Linked DNA regions of Mus musculus: region 2 is linked to region 1. Evidence: chromatin loops called from intact Hi-C (ENCODE). Cell type or tissue: left cerebral cortex. All regions are shown on one strand. Links, peaks and the distances in the headings refer to the core of each region. The heading gives the core; the rest is flanking DNA.

Region 1 (7,624 bases), core at 1,110-6,109:
ACACAAAGTTGTTCTTGGGATGTGTTCTTGTGCTTCTCGTGGGCATACGGAACAGGAGTAAGCTTACTTCCACTGTTACATTCATAGGCCTCTGTGGAAAAACATGGTTTTGCTACATGTGGCTTGACCTTGTGATTGAACACCTTACTCAGGTGGCCTCTCTTAACCCTCAGAGTATAAATTATCAGATGCTCTGAATAAAGTTGGCTACTACATGAGATTTTAGTTTGCCTTAGGCCCCAAAAGCTAGTGAAGTAAACAGAGGATGGGAAGATTCTTTTCACTCATAGATCCCAACCCATCACTCAGGGAAGTCAAAGCAGAAATTTAAGGCAGAAACCTGAAGGCAGGAATTGATGCAGAGGCTGGCCACGGAGGAGTGCTGCATACTGGCCCTTTGACTCTGGCTTGCTCAGCCTGCTTTCTTATACAGCCTAGGATCACTTGCCCAGGGTAGCACTGCTCACCATGGCCTGGGCCCTCTCACCTCAATCACTGGTCTAGAAAATGCCCTACGGAACTGTCTACATGCCAATCTGTTGGAGGCAGTTTCTCAATTATGGTTCTTTCTTCCCAGGTGGCTGTATTTTGTGTCAAAATGACAAAAACTAACCAGTACACCTATGATTGAGCTAATGCCCCACAACCACATTGCAAATTAGAGCTAGCTTCATCAGTTTAAAGTGCATCCAATTCCCTTGACCAGTGAGAATCTGAACTTAGCAACACAATGCACATTAGTATGTCTGTTGCTTTCCCTGGTGCTGTGGCTCACTACTGCCGATCAGCATCTTGAGAAATATCCAGACTGGAAATATTGCTAGGCTGGAAAAATTCCAAAATTCAAACTAAAACATGGCTTCCAGTGGCAAACATTCCTTTTGTAACACGGCAAAGATGAAAATTACCCTGAGTTGAACCATCCTGAGCCAGAGGCTATTGTTCTATATGCCAGCTCAGTGAGCTCATGGTGCAGTCTCGTTTGCTTAAAAGAACCTCTGTGTCTCCAAGAAGAAAGTTGCTTTTTCCAAATTTGCATGGTTGAAAGGGGGGTCACAGCCCAGCATCTCATAGGAGGTGCTACAGCCAGGCTCTTCTGTGACCTCAAGACTGCCTTTGAGGCAGCTCTGCCAGCTCAGGTCTGAGGACACCTCTCACAGCCCTGACCAGACTCTACCTGCTTTGAAAATTGCTTCAAAGCCACTGCCAGGCCCCCTGCTCTCCAGGATGCCTTTCAAACTAGTGCCTTCTTCCCTTGAGTCCAAATGGCAGGGCTGAGCAGCAGGGCTGATTAGCTTCCGAGAGCACACTTTATGCTGCCTCTTCTCCTTGTTTGAACTACAAAAGGGAATTTTCTCGTCTGAATAGCAGCTTCAACTTTCTGTCTTATTCTGTAAGAAGAGAAAGCACTCAGAAAGAGGAGCGATGCTGTCAGCATTTTTTTTTTCAATTTTCAAATGAGTTTCCCAAAGCTGGTGGCTTCTTTTGGTGGTCAGAGTGTGTGTGGGGGGGTGGGGTGGGGGGGGTGTCCAGGAGTTTTGTAAGAGCTGGGTCAGATCAGCTAGCAGTGGACAAACACTTTGAGTGAAAGGGTATCTGAAGGATGATTTTGTGTTTTGTTAGGGGAATGATTTATGGGACCAGGATGTCTAAGTCCTGTCAGCATTTCAGGGCAAGGTGAGTTAATGTCCAGGTGAGAGTCTCTTAAACTGGTGCTTCGTTGGTGGAAACACTGTATACAAGGCGAACCTGGGAAGCCACACTGGGGTCGTCCTTGGAGACGTCAGGGAGAGGCAGAAAGGTCACTGGGGTAGTCAACTCTCTCTCCGAAGAGTGCCAAGGCTGAAGAGGGTAAGTAACCTTTTGCAGTGGGTAAGAGTAAATGCTCTTGGGATTATGGATCGCCTATTGTCTGTTGCAATGCCAGGCTCTGCCTTTCCGGCACAAACGTAGGTATGGAAGGCATTTAGATGAGTGAGCTTGGCTGGTCCTTGATATAAATGTCCAAGGAACTGCTGGTACACTGGATTGGCAGCAGCATACAGTTACCAGCTTTCAGAAGGCCAGAAGAGGTGGGAGAACCAGGGTAACCGAGGAGGGTGGCCTTTCCTTAGCTTATTTGTGGGGTAGAGAGAGGAAGAAAGGGGAGATGAAAGGAAGAAAGAAAGGAAAGGGGGTGGAAAGATCAAGGGAGGAAGAGATGGGAGGGAGGGATGGAGATGGGGTAAAGAGAGAGAGAGAATTAAAATTCTCTATGACCCTTTATAACCAAATGACAACCTACTTTTCAGGTGTCTAATTACTTCTTGGGTGTCTATTCCATCACATGAGACTTCAAGGTATGAGGGACCAGTTGTTCAGGGTTCCTGTTATGGATAGAAACCCCAAACCCATCTCTAAACCCCACCCAGGGATTCCTGGCAGGATCTGGGTTTCCTTGTTGCTTTGTTCTACTTTCATCCCTGACTCTTTTTCTTCCTCTTCTTCTACCCAGTGAGTACCCGCCTGGATCACAGCTCTTATCCTCCAATTTCTGCAGAATATTGTTCACTGGAGACCACTTGATGTGGTAGGATTTGCTGGGAATTGGGTTTGAAAATCCCTTGGTCATTCTCGAGGGACTTCTCCCTGATTAGCATCCTCCCTTGTCTGAATCCTTCCTCTATGAAATGACAATGTTTTATGGTGTAGCAGACAAGGTGGTAGTGAACATTCTTTGAGGCAGAGAGAGAGTACCAGGACCAGTGTACACTCACAGGAGAGACTAAGGGGTACAGCAGTAGAGAGAACAGTGGGGATGACCCGAAAAGAGGCTATGTGAAGGGGCTGCTGACATGAGAGGTGATTTTCAGTGGATGGGAAAGAGAAAGGACATTCAGGGCACAGGGGAGAACTTAGAAAATGCTAATAAGGCCTCCAGGAGGGAGTCCATCTTCATACATCGATTTCATTGGCCTGTTTATTAAACTCATCTTTTCTTTTCAAAAGGAAAAGCTATAATTAGTTTCCTAATCTTTATTTTCTTGGGCTATTGAAGTATTTTGAATCAATATTCTTGAGATATTCATTTCCTTGAAGTGCCAGAAACAATGAAATAAGAAATGTTTTTATATAAAAATTCAATTACGAATATTAAAATGCTCCATGTAACTAGATCTGTAAGTTGATGATAAGCATTTTCTGAGTAAAAAGTCTGGCTGTTAATGCTGGCAAAAACAACTCTTTGTCTACATTTGCAAAGGAGCAGTTTCACAGAACAGCATTGCCATGATGGACATGTGTGGGAGCCTCCTCTGGTTCCAGTTTCCTCTAAGTGGAGGTGGTAACTTCTGTCTTGGAACCCACATGACTCTGGAGGAAAGTGACTATACTACCAGCCTGCTGGGACACCTGACTTGTGTAGATTTGTCCATTCCTCCACCCCTCAGGTCACAGCTCACAGTGAATGTCTAGTCAGACCCGGCCCAGCCAGAGCAAGGGGTTCTTCTGGGGTTCTTGAGAGAGGCATCCTCTCTTCTGAGTGGGCACTGTGTGAATGAGAGAGCAGCCTACTCAGTTGCTGTGGCCCAGAAATAAGCTAGCCCGAGGACAAAATAGAGCCAAGAACTTGGAGAAAACAAAGCGAGGGCTCTGAGCCATCCAGAACAATTGGATCACATTGTGCCTAAAGCCTGCCACCTCCGGAATTTTCCTTTATTGTTGAAGGCAAGTTGTGTTAGATTTCCATTCTAGCTGTTGTGTTTCTTGAAAACATCCTCAATCTGTATTCATCTTTTATGGTGACCTGTGAGGACCTGGGCTCAAAAGTGCAAGGAGCTCAGTCGAAGGCACCTAGAGTGCCCTGGTTAGTAATAGTCTGGATGTTTTCCATGTATCCAGAATGTGCATGCAAAGAGAACTCGGCAGTGCAGAGGAGTCAAAGGCTTGGGGAGGTTGCTCATCTGCTGTGTTGAGAATTTGTAGCAAAAGCTCCAAGGAGAAGGCACGGCTGTAGTGCTTTTATTGGATCTCGAGTCTCATCCAGACGACTTCCCTGCTGGGCTGTGTTAGGCAGGGACTGGGAGGGAGCACATTGGACCAGCTTCCTAAAGCTCAACCTGGTTAATGAGGGGTGCAGAGTTGAGGAAATCAACTCCTCAAGGGCCCACGGAAGGCAGCAAATCGTTTTCTTCTCATTAAAAGTAGTATATGAGCATCGTAGATGGTGAAGAAAAGTATAGCCCAGAAAAGCAGCAGTCATTTGAATTCCTTCACTCAGGTGTTCTCTATTGGTATCTGCGCATCCTCGCACATTCCAAATGTATAATTTTCTGTCAGAGCCATTTTCCCTCAAAAATAGTATCTTTGTAGTCAGTTCCGTGGTTGCATAATGTTTTGCTGTTGGGTTTTCTTTGCATAACTACTTCTCTTTTGTTGAATATTCAAGTAATTTGTCAGTTGTTTTTCTTTTGTTTAAAGGAGACTGCTTGTTAGGGCATTTTAGGCTCCGAGGAAAATTGAGGAAAAAGGTAGAGATTCTGTGTACAAATGCATGCTGTTTAGAGCCATCTTCTTGGTCGCTTGTCCCTAAGGTTGGCTTCTCTCCAGGCCAGCTGAGTGGGTTGTCCTCTCATCCACACAAAAAGGAGAAATGAAGCCTTGTCCCAAGAGCCACTGCAAGGGACACCACTGCTCTGATCAGGCCAACCCTGGCCAGGTACTCACCTTGGCTTCCACCTGACGGATGGAGGTCCTGTCTACCCAGGATAAGCATCCCAGAATGACAGGCAATAGAGTCAGCTTTCCTGGACCTGTATGAATCCCAACATCGCTAGATAGAAATCACTTGTCCCATCAGAGTGGAAAGTGTTTAATAATTATGGATCTGGTGTCTCTCCAATTTATAACAGGGTTCACTCCACTCACTCTGAGTTTAGCAGATTTACAATGTCCGTCATTATAGAATTATGAGGTAGTTTCATCATCCTGAACATCCTTCCCTCTACCCTGACCCCTGGTAGCTGCTAATCTTTTGACCATTCCCATAATACTGCCTTTTACAGAATGTCATACAGTTGACATTATATAATAAACATACAAGCTTTTCCATACCAGTTTATTCTAGTTAGTGATACAAATTTAAGTTTTTCCTGTGTCTTCTCATGGCTTGATAGCACATTACTTTTGGTTGTTGGATAATATTTCATTGCTTAGATTTATCACAGCTCACTTATCCATTCACCAACTGATGGACATCTTGGTTACTTCCAATTTTGGGCAATTTTGAATAAAAATTCTAAAAACACTCATGTTCGGGTGTTTTTATACATATATATAGATATAAGTTTTCAGTCCCTTTGAGTAACTATCAAGGAATGAAGTTTTCACTTTTCTGAGCTGAGTTCCAAGGTAGCCAAACCTTACTGGGTTGCCATCAGCAGGGACTAGGAATACCTGGGGTCCCTAAGATCTTGCCATCATTTGACATGATCAACCTTTGAGACCCCTTTATTTCCTTGAGGTATATTTTGCAGATCAGAAATTAAAATTTTTGTCAAATTATACTTATCAACTCTTTTTTTTTTGTAATTTTCTCTGGTGTGTTGTAACATGTCATCATTGAACTGAAAGACATCTAAATTATTTTAATTTTCTTTTATAATGTTTTCTAAGACTTTTATTTTCAGTTTGAGGTTTTACATTTATGTCCATGGACCCATCTTGGAAGTATTTTTTCTGAAAAGGAGTGGTAAATTTGTCTTCTTCCTTCCTTCCTCCCTACCTGCCTGCCTGCCTGCCTTTCTTCCTTCCTGCCTTTCTTTCTTTCTTTTCCTTTCTTTCTTTCTTTCTTTCTTTCTTTCTTTCTTTCTTTCTTTCTTTCTTTCTTTCTTTCTTTCTTTCTTTCTTTCTTCCTTCCTTCCTTCCTTTCTCTCTTTCTTTCTCTCTCTCTTTCTTTCTTTCTCTCTCTCTTTCTCTCTCTCTTTCTTTCTTTTCTTCCCCTTTCTTTTCTTTAATTTCCCTTTTTCCTTTTTGCTTGTAGACTTCTAGTTGTTACAGTACATCTACTGAAAAGTCCATCTTTGTGCCATTAGATTATCTTTGCCCCTTGCAAAGACCATGTGCTGGTTAGCTGGTTAGCTGGTTAGCTAGTTAGTTCTTCCTGTCAATTTGTCATAAATTTCTCACATGGAAAGAGGGAACCTCAACTGAGGAGTTTGGTCCAACAGGTTTTGCTATGGAAACGTCTCTGAGACTTTGTTGTTTATTTTGGGTTTTTTATTTGTTTTGTTTCTTTTTGATGTTGTTTGCTTGCTTGCTTGCTTGTTTGCTTGCTTGCTTGCTTGCTTGCTTGTTTGCTTTGTTTTGCTAGTCAGGGTTTTTCTGCATAACAGCCCTGGTTGTCTTGCAACTGCTTTGAAGTCCAGGCTGGCTTAGAATTGCAGAGATCAGCCTGTCTCTGCCTCCACGAGACACTTTTTTTTCTTAATTGCTAATTGATGTGGTAGTATCCAGCCCATTGTAGGCAGGTCCATCCTCAGGTAGGGGACCAATGTTAACGTAAGAAAGCTAGCTGGCAAGTCAGAAAGCTGCATCCTCCATAGCCTTTGCTTTGGTTCCTGCCTTTGGGCTCCTGCCTTGAGTTCCTGCTCTGACTCCCTTCAGGATGGTCTGCAACCCGGAAGCTGAGATAAATCCTTTCCTCTGGAGTCTGCTTTGTGTCCTGTTTTTATCCCAGCCACAGAGAATCAATGAGAACAGATCACTTCATTAGATTACGTGGGCTTATTTCTGGTATCTTTATTCCTTTCCATTGATTCACTGATTTATTCCTTCACAAATACTGTGACTCCCTGTCACATCTCAGAGAAAATTAAATCTCCAGTTCTGTTCTTTCTTCAGTATCCTCTGGGATATCCTGGACCACTGGTCTCCTTATATTAATTTAGACTTTCTTTATTGATACCCACAAAATAAATTGCAACGAGTTTGGTTGAGTGGATTGAATCTATACAACAGGTTGAGAAGACCAACATCTCAACACTGAGTTTTCTATTCATGAACAGTGTCTGTTTCTCCATTTGATTCTTTAATTTCTCTCAGAGTTTTATAGTTTTCTTCACAGAGACTTTACATTATTTTATTATATTTAAATCAAAGTGCTTTTGAGCATGCTTATATACACAGCATTGTGGGGTTTTCTTTTTTAAATTTACCTGTTCACTTCCCTTGAATAGGAAATTAATTGCCTTTTGGGTACTAACACTTAACCTTCTAGGCGTGCTATATGAATTAGTTTCAAGAGGTTTTAAACATATTTTTAGAATTTCTAAATAGACGATCAAATATCTCTACATACAAAGACAGCTTCGTGCCTACTTTCACCATCTGCATACTTTTCATTTCTATTTTATATTTTGATTCATTAGTCTGCTCTTCAGTTTAATCACAAGAAGAGCAGCGAAAAGAGGCCAGCTTGGCTTGCTTGGGGTCCTAGTGGCAAAGTGTTGACTTTCCCTGCATTACGTGTGAGTTATCCGCAGACTCTTATAGAGAGCGTTATTGAGTTAAGGAGACTCCTATTAACTTCCAGTTTGCTAAGACTTTTTTGTTTCATTTTGCTTTGAAATTTGGGTTAGTGAAGAGT
Region 2 (7,624 bases), core at 1,559-6,558, 61 kb before region 1:
ATGAAACAAACAGCATCAAACCTCACAAAGGGACTCAGACATCCTAAGGACCAGCATAATAGATGGCAAAAGACCCACATTAACACAAACCACCACGCCATTTCAAGCCACTGGGGGTGGAGGGGAGGCATTATAGTTTCCTGAGAAGGGAGGAAAACAGCACAGAAAGCCAAAGCGTGGGCGAATGAGAACACACATGTTTCCCCTCACATAATATCCTTAGAACCAGCTCCTGCATAAGTCAGGGCTCTGTTACTTTATTCATGTTATCTGACTCCCATACACTAAAGCTCAGAAGTAAAATCAAGACAGAAACAGCCCCCGCAAATCAGCTGCCTGGAACTAAAGAGAAACCTTTACAAATAACTCCTGCATCCGATAATAAATTATACTTGATATTGAAGACTACCTGGAGGGGAAGGATGTATAAGAATGAAAATACCAAACTTTGGTGCTTGGAAATATAACTTGAAGAAAAATTACACATTTTTAAAGCAAACAAATATAATTAATGTGTCAAACAAGCATGACTCCTTTCACTAGGAAACATTCTTTTTTTTTTTTTTTTTTTTTTTGACTATTCCATTGACCCGTTCTGTGCTGAGGACCAGTGAAGATGTAGCTTGTGCTGCTTTTCTGGTCACTCTCACTAGGTCAGTATTTTATAATCATCTCAGAAACCATTATGGCTGCATCAGCTCTCCATCACTAAGACCATACCTGAGACAATCAACTTACAAAGACCAAGGGCTAATTTTGGCTCCATGATTTTAGACTCAGGGATCTGTAGTCAGGAAATACATCACAGTAGGAGCGTGTAGTGGGACAGAATCAATCACCTCATGACCTAGAGTTGGAAAATGAAGAAGAGAGACTAGGCTCCACTGATCTCCTTCAAGGGCACACAGCCTATGACCTCAAGAACTTCCCTCTAGACTCCACCTCTTAAGGTGACATCAAGTCTTCCATATGACGTTTGGGAGTTACTTCTGATCCAGTCTACAACTGTTGTTTTAAACAACTTAAAGTCCCTAGTACTTCTCCTCCTGCCTTCCTCTGCTCCAAGCTCATTTGAGTCTATGTCTGTGGGGAAGGAGGCAAAGGGATAGAGTACAGAAAATATAAGAGAATTATTAGGAGCGTGTTGAACCCTTCTAAGTTGGCCCCATGTGTGTTGTTCTTAGAATGTGTTTAAATTTAACTCCTTTCCAAATGAGTTTCATTTTCATGGTTTCTTAAGAGGTTCCTTAAGAGATTTGAGTGTGAAATGTCCCCCCATAGACTCATGTGTTCAAACACTTGTTCTCCAGCTGGTGGCGCTGTTTTTGAAGGTAAAGGGATCTTTAGGAAGTGGGTCATTAAGGGCAATGGCTTTGAGTTGTTTTTTTGTTTTGTTTTTTTGTTTGGGTTTTTTTTGGTTTTGTAACCAGCCATCTCAGGCTTCTAGCATCATGACTTACCTACTGTGATGATCTGTATTTCCTGTAAGGCAAAGTAAAACTTTCCTCTCTTAATTTGCTTCCTGTCAAGTATTTAACAAGAGATGTAGTACAATTCCTCTGCTGAGTCCTAGATTAACAAGGCTATTATTTCTCAAGCATGACTTCTTCTGGCCTAGCCTTTCATAGCCCCTCAGAGCTTCAGCTCCCTGGGATGGAAATTCTATGACTCTCTAGGGCATCTCTCTCCCCTGTTGCCATTAGCTTCTGTAGCTTTCTCGAAGGTGGGTCAGGCTCTTGTTTTATGTGGCCCTCTCTGGAGATAACCTAAAAACTGCCCTCTGGCCTTCTACTAATTTGGAGTCAGCAGATAACATTGTTCATACTGGCCCTTGAAGACAGGTCTGACTTAAAGCATAGCTCTCTGAAAATAAATACAAATCTAAAATGTGTTTTGAGTTTACCATTGCTTCCTTTTGATGGTCATTTTACTAATGAGTTGTCAGCCTTCTTTAAATATCCTTCATGGCTCTCCATTTCCCAGCTGACTGTTGGGAGCTTATCTGCTCAGCCAACACCGCAGTATGGGAGTGTGTTACACAGCAAAGAGTTATAAACAAATAAACTAAGAATCTACTTTGAAAAGTCAAGAAGTGTCAACTAAGTAAATCCAAAGAAGTTGGGAAAAAAGATAGTAATTAGGAAACACAAATATTCGAGTTGGTAAACACATGTAAGCAGTAGTTTACATGGGTCAAGAATTGTCCAATAAAACTGACAAATTATTGGGAAACAGCTCTAATTACTATAAGGGAAAACATTACTGATCCAAAAGATGTTTCTGTTTACAAAAAAGAAAATTTAGTGGACTGAGTGTTCCAACACCTCTCACTCTCCAATTGTCTATTGTCTCTGTGTTATTTCCCACATCCTCCAAGAAGCTGCTTCACTAATAAGGGTCGAGAGAGGCACTGATGTATGTAGTATAGCAGTATATCATTAGGAGTCCGTGTTACTACTGTGTTTCTTTAACAGAATGATCCTAATAGATGTTCCCCAAGGCTTGGAACCTATCTAGTCTCAGCTTCTTAGCCACTCTAGCAGTGTTGGGTATAAATCCATCCCGTGCAGTAGGGCTAAAATCCAATCAGAAAGTTATAGGTAACTCCCATAACCTTTGTGCCACCATTGCACCAGCATAGCTTGCAGGCAGGGTTTGTAGCTGGGTGAGACTAATGATTAACTTTCTGCTCCAGTAGCATGCAAAGTGCCCTCTGGCACTAGAACTTGCTAGCTCCAGGGGTTCTAGCTTGATCTCTCCATGTCTCATAACATAGGTGTTGTATTCAGCAGTAGGGCTTTACTGTCAGATTGTAGAGATTAACCAATAGCCTTGGAGTACTCAGTCCTAAATGGAATATCTTCATCAAACCCCCTAACCTTAAGACTCAAGGATCTCTAATCAGAAGAGAAGGTAGAAAGATTGGAAGAGCCAAGAGGAATGGATGACTTCAAGAAAGCAGTGTCTTCCAGACACAAGAGTAATTATACACATGTGAACTTAAAGAGACTATGGTGTAGCATGCACAAGACCTGCACAGGTTTAAACATGATGGGGTCCCAGCTCTAACCAAGAGGCTATTTGCAACTGTTATCAGCTGGAAAGGGGGAAATCAGTTTCCTCTAGTATAACATCACAGAGAATAACAACCATACTCTCCCTAGTTCAGGCTCCATGCTCAGGTAGGAGTAGTTGGGCAACACAAAACGAATTCCATGGGTTTTGTGTGTGTGTGTGTGTGTGTGTGTGTGTGTGTACACTCACACTCATGAGGGTGCATGCACAAATGTGGAATATCTCTTTTGTTTGTTTTTTGACATGGTTTTTTTTTTGTCTTATTGTTTTTCTTATTTTTTGTTTTGATTTTTATTTTTGTGTTTTTGTGGGGTGTTTTTGAAAGGCAGAGAAAAAACATAAAGCAGAGTCAGGGAGGATCTGAAAGGAGTTAGAAGAGGGAAAAATATGATCAAAATATATTGCATAAAAGTTCTTTTCAATAAAAAATTTAGTGAAATTAAATTTGAAAGATGAATTAAAGAAGTATTTTCTAAGAACTATTAGTGATCAAAACTGATCCGAAACTTCCATAAGAAGCAAATTTTATATTAGAAACAACGAAAGAATTTGAGAAAGTCATAAAAAACAACTTCTCCTCAAAAGCACCAAGTCCAGATGGTCTCAAAGGTAAGTTCTTTCAAATGTTCAAGTAACAGATGATTTTGATACTATTTAAACTCTCCCAGAGCCTAGAGAAGGAGCGAAGGCTTCCAAATGCTTTCTCTCTCTCTCTCTCTCTTTTCCAAAACCAGCATAGCACAGATACCCAAATTTGACAAAGCACAAAAATAGAAAAACGTTAGACAGATCTCACTTGTGACCATGGTTAAGAGGGAAGAAAAATGTAAATGAAACAATGGCAGACGTTTCCATAGCACACGCAAAGAATAAAGCACCGCTGTTAGGTGGCCCCCATCCCCCAAAACAGAGGCCTTCAAAACTTACGAAATTGGTTACTAAGGCATACCATCTTATATTAATCCACCTATGGCGATTAGCATAGGGCAGACGTCGTAGCTGCCAGAGAGGGCTGTTTAATGCACTTGATCTCTGTTGCTTCATTGAAATAAGCTGACCAACCTCACGTCTTGGGAGTAGATGGTTAGACTGACTTCCCTCCTTGTGGGTAGCCAAGACTTGGCTTTCACTGCTTGTTCCTCTGTCCTGAGGCAGGGCTCCCATAGTCCCATATTGGTTGGTATAATTTTCCTACTGCTTAATGAAGAGATTGTCTGAGATATGAACAGACTTTCAATGCTCCAAACAAAGAAAATATCAGTGTCCCTAGCTGGGGATTTGAACTGAAGAGATCTGAGGAGATAGCTTCCTTCTAGACCATTTGGCTATAGGCAGTTCTGGGGTCCTGGAATCCAGCTGCCTTTCTTCTGCCAGTGGATCTCAGCTCCAGAAGTTAGGAAAGGTCAATCGATGGGGATTTATCCAGCTCAAAATGTTAGTAGTGTTGGGTCTGAGCAACCTAGAGTGAACATTTCCTCCATGGCCTCCTGAGTGAATTCCCTTGTAGCCCCTGCAGTAGCTCTCCTTGTCCTCATAGCACAGACAATAGAATGCGGAGGAGGTCTGGTATGGCTCTGTACAAATGATGTGATTATAGGTCTCAAGACAACTGACCAAAAGACTGTCAGAAACAATGGGAGAAATGAGGAAACTGGTAGGTTCCAACATTAATATCCAAGATGAACAGTTTTCCTGATGCTAAAAATATGCACTTGAAAGTTCAGGATGTTAGCTCGGGCCAATTGTGCCCCCTAGGAAGATGCCTGGTCTTCAGGGTCATAGAGAAGGATACTTCCAACAATAACGAAGACCTTGCTGTTTATGGTACTATTAGATATTGGAGGGACTAGTACAGCTTCAAAATTAACTAATGAAGAAAATCCTAACTAAAATTTCACAAGGTTGTTTGAGAATCTGGTAAAATGAAACCAAAGCGTATGTGGGCACAAAGCCTGCAAAAATAGCTAGAAAGTTCTGATGGGGAAAACTAACACAAAAGTGGTTCAGCCTCATTAAGTACAGAAATACTAAGGATTCAGTAGTTAAAGCAATTTGCTGCTGGACAAGAAGCAAGCGGAGTGATGGAAAGAATCTAGACAGAGTCTAGAAGCACACTCTAGTACAAGGAGTGCTTCCTTTGTAGAAACTCATGAGACAGCTCTCTAACCGTCTGGCGAAAATATAATCTCAGCCCTCTTCTCTTGGCTATAACTTATATTTCCAATAAAAGATTCATTTTCAGAATCTATAAATAACCCTCATAAATCAATGAGGAAATGGATGAAACATCAGATGAGTCATTTTACAACAGCAGGTGTTTGAAGCACTGACAAACGTCAGAAACGCACTTCTATTAAAACCACAGCACAGACCATCGTGAAGGTTCCTGCCTCACTTCTAGCATCCAGGATGCAGAGCAGGCTGATCTCTCTGAGTTCCAGGCCAGCCAGAGCTACATAGTAAGACAATGTCTCAACAAACAAAGAAGCAAATAAACAACCCATCCAAACCACAGTGGAATACCATTCAACTCCCACCAGACTGATTAATTTGTAACACTGTCAGTACCAAGTGTTAGCAAGATGGAGTGAGTAACTGAGACTGCTGTTAGAGTTTAGAGACTGATTGATAAATTCATACTCCTGGTCGAGCAGTGGTGGCACTCCTCTTTAATCCCAGCACTCGGGAGGCAGAGGCAGGTGGATTTCTGAGTTCGAGGCCATCCTGGTCTACAAAGAGAGTTCCAGGACAGCCAGGGCTACACAGAGAAACCCTGTCTCGAAGAACCAAAAATAAAGTAGAATAAAATAAAATAAAATAAAAAAGTCATACACATGTTCTACACAGCTGCTTTTCAAACTAGAACATGGTATTTAAGTATAACACACACTGTACTACAAATGAACTCTGGCTATATGTAATAAACATGCCAATGAGCAGAAGCCCACATCTCAGAACTAATGGATGGTTACCTTTGAAGGACATGTGGGTAAGACTGGGAAGAAACTCAAGGTGGGGTACTATTGGCATTGTTAACTAATATGGGTAAATGTCTTAGTTAGGGTTTTACTGCTGTGAACAGACACCATTTTGGTTTTTTCGAGACAGGGTTTCTCTGTGTAGCCCCGGCTGTTCTGGAACTCTCTTTGTAGACCAGGCTGGCTTCAAACTCAGAAATTTGCCTGGATCTGCCTCCCAAGTGCTGGGATTTAAGACGTGTGCCACCACGCCCGGCTTCCAAGACAACTCTTACAAGGACAGCATTTAATTGGGGCTGGCTTACAGGTTCAGAGGTTCAGTCTATTATCATCAAGGCAGGAACATAGCAGCATCCAGGCAGGCATGGTGCAGAAGGAGCTGAGCAATCTACATCTTTATCTGAAGGCTGCTAGCAGAATACTGACTTACAGGCAGCTAGGCCTAGGGTATTAAAGCCCACACCCTAGACCACAGTGTCACACCTACTCCAACAAGGCCACACCTCCAAATAGTGGCACTCCTTCAGCCAAGCATATACAAACCGCCACAGTAAAGGAATCTGGAGTAGAATTCACTGTTATATGTCTGCTATCATGAATAAAACCTACACACCTAGAGAAAGTGTCAAAGACATGAAGCTTGTTCTAATCAATCCAGACAAAGACCCTGGTCCAGCTGCAGGCCGTGTCAGCGGGGCATTTGTGATTCTGTACCCTTACTTGTACATGGACTGAGTGATGCTGACCCCAAATGGTTCTTATGAAAATTGTATGAGACAATGAATATGGAAGTATTTTGGAACCTGCAAAGGTGGTTGTTATGATCATTGCCATTACCCAGTATTCCTCCCACTGAGAAGGGCACACACAATGATGACCGCTGGCCCTGTGCTGCCTGAGCCCCAGTGGCCTCTTCTAGTGCATTATGGAGAATTCTCTCCTTATCATTTAAATCTGCTCCGGTTTTCCTCTCATCTCCACCCTCACCACCCCACTTCTGAGATTAATTCTTCCCTTAAACAATGGAAGATAGATGGATTTCTTGTTCCTTCAACTGATTAAAATCACTTCCTCTGTTGAGAGTCCATTCATGCAGAAAGAGTGCTTCCGAATGCTAGCCCAGCATCCAGCTTCGTGCCCTAGAATTGCAGCCTGTGATGTTTAAACATACCGCTTCCTCCCTAGCACCATCACAGAGACTGCAAATGCCCTGCCAAGGTCTGGGATGCTCCCCATTCAGCCACAGATGGAGGATGGACCAACTGCTGAGCCCCTCTCGGAGGCATAAGTCCCATTCTACAACATTCAGAAACAGGGCTGGGGCTTAGGAGCAAGATGTCAATAAAACTAAGTCATAGAGTCCCAGTTGCACAGACAGAATTTGAACCAAGGCCTGGTTCACTACAAAGCATATTCTAGCTGCTTGATTCCATGAATGCTTATTAAGTAACTGCATATATGCCAAGTGCTTGGATCCACAAGTGTTAAGGCTCCCTGTTTCCATAAGCATCCAGAAATGATAAATATATATAGTGAATGAACCAGTCACGCCTTAGGCACAATAGCAGGTG

Evidence for each region. A loop is a pair of places that touch in the nucleus more often than their neighbours do. Peaks named below come from ENCODE experiments on the same cell type or tissue, not always from the same donor. Only the 100,000 strongest peaks of a DNase experiment are listed, where the experiment ranks them.
Region 2: it touches region 1 in a loop (5-fold over the local background); 2 of 42 quality-filtered maps call a loop at or near these places.

Annotation. Positions count from the first base shown.
Region 1 is chr11:71,648,631-71,656,254 of GRCm38, forward strand. Gm33964 (a long non-coding RNA gene) reads left to right here and starts at 1,389. Exons shown (of 4, transcript XR_879992.2): 1 at 1,389-1,851; 2 at 2,495-2,569. In left cerebral cortex, for the core only: no CTCF peak of the experiment used is centred there; DNase peaks (open chromatin) are centred at 3,349, 3,568, 3,934 and 4,337; H3K27ac peaks cover 2,244 bases.
Region 2 is chr11:71,587,420-71,595,043 of GRCm38, forward strand. No RefSeq gene overlaps it. Among named protein-coding and RNA genes, the nearest start is that of Gm33351, 17 kb to the left of the region's middle. In left cerebral cortex, for the core only: no CTCF peak of the experiment used is centred there; a DNase peak (open chromatin) is centred at 3,798.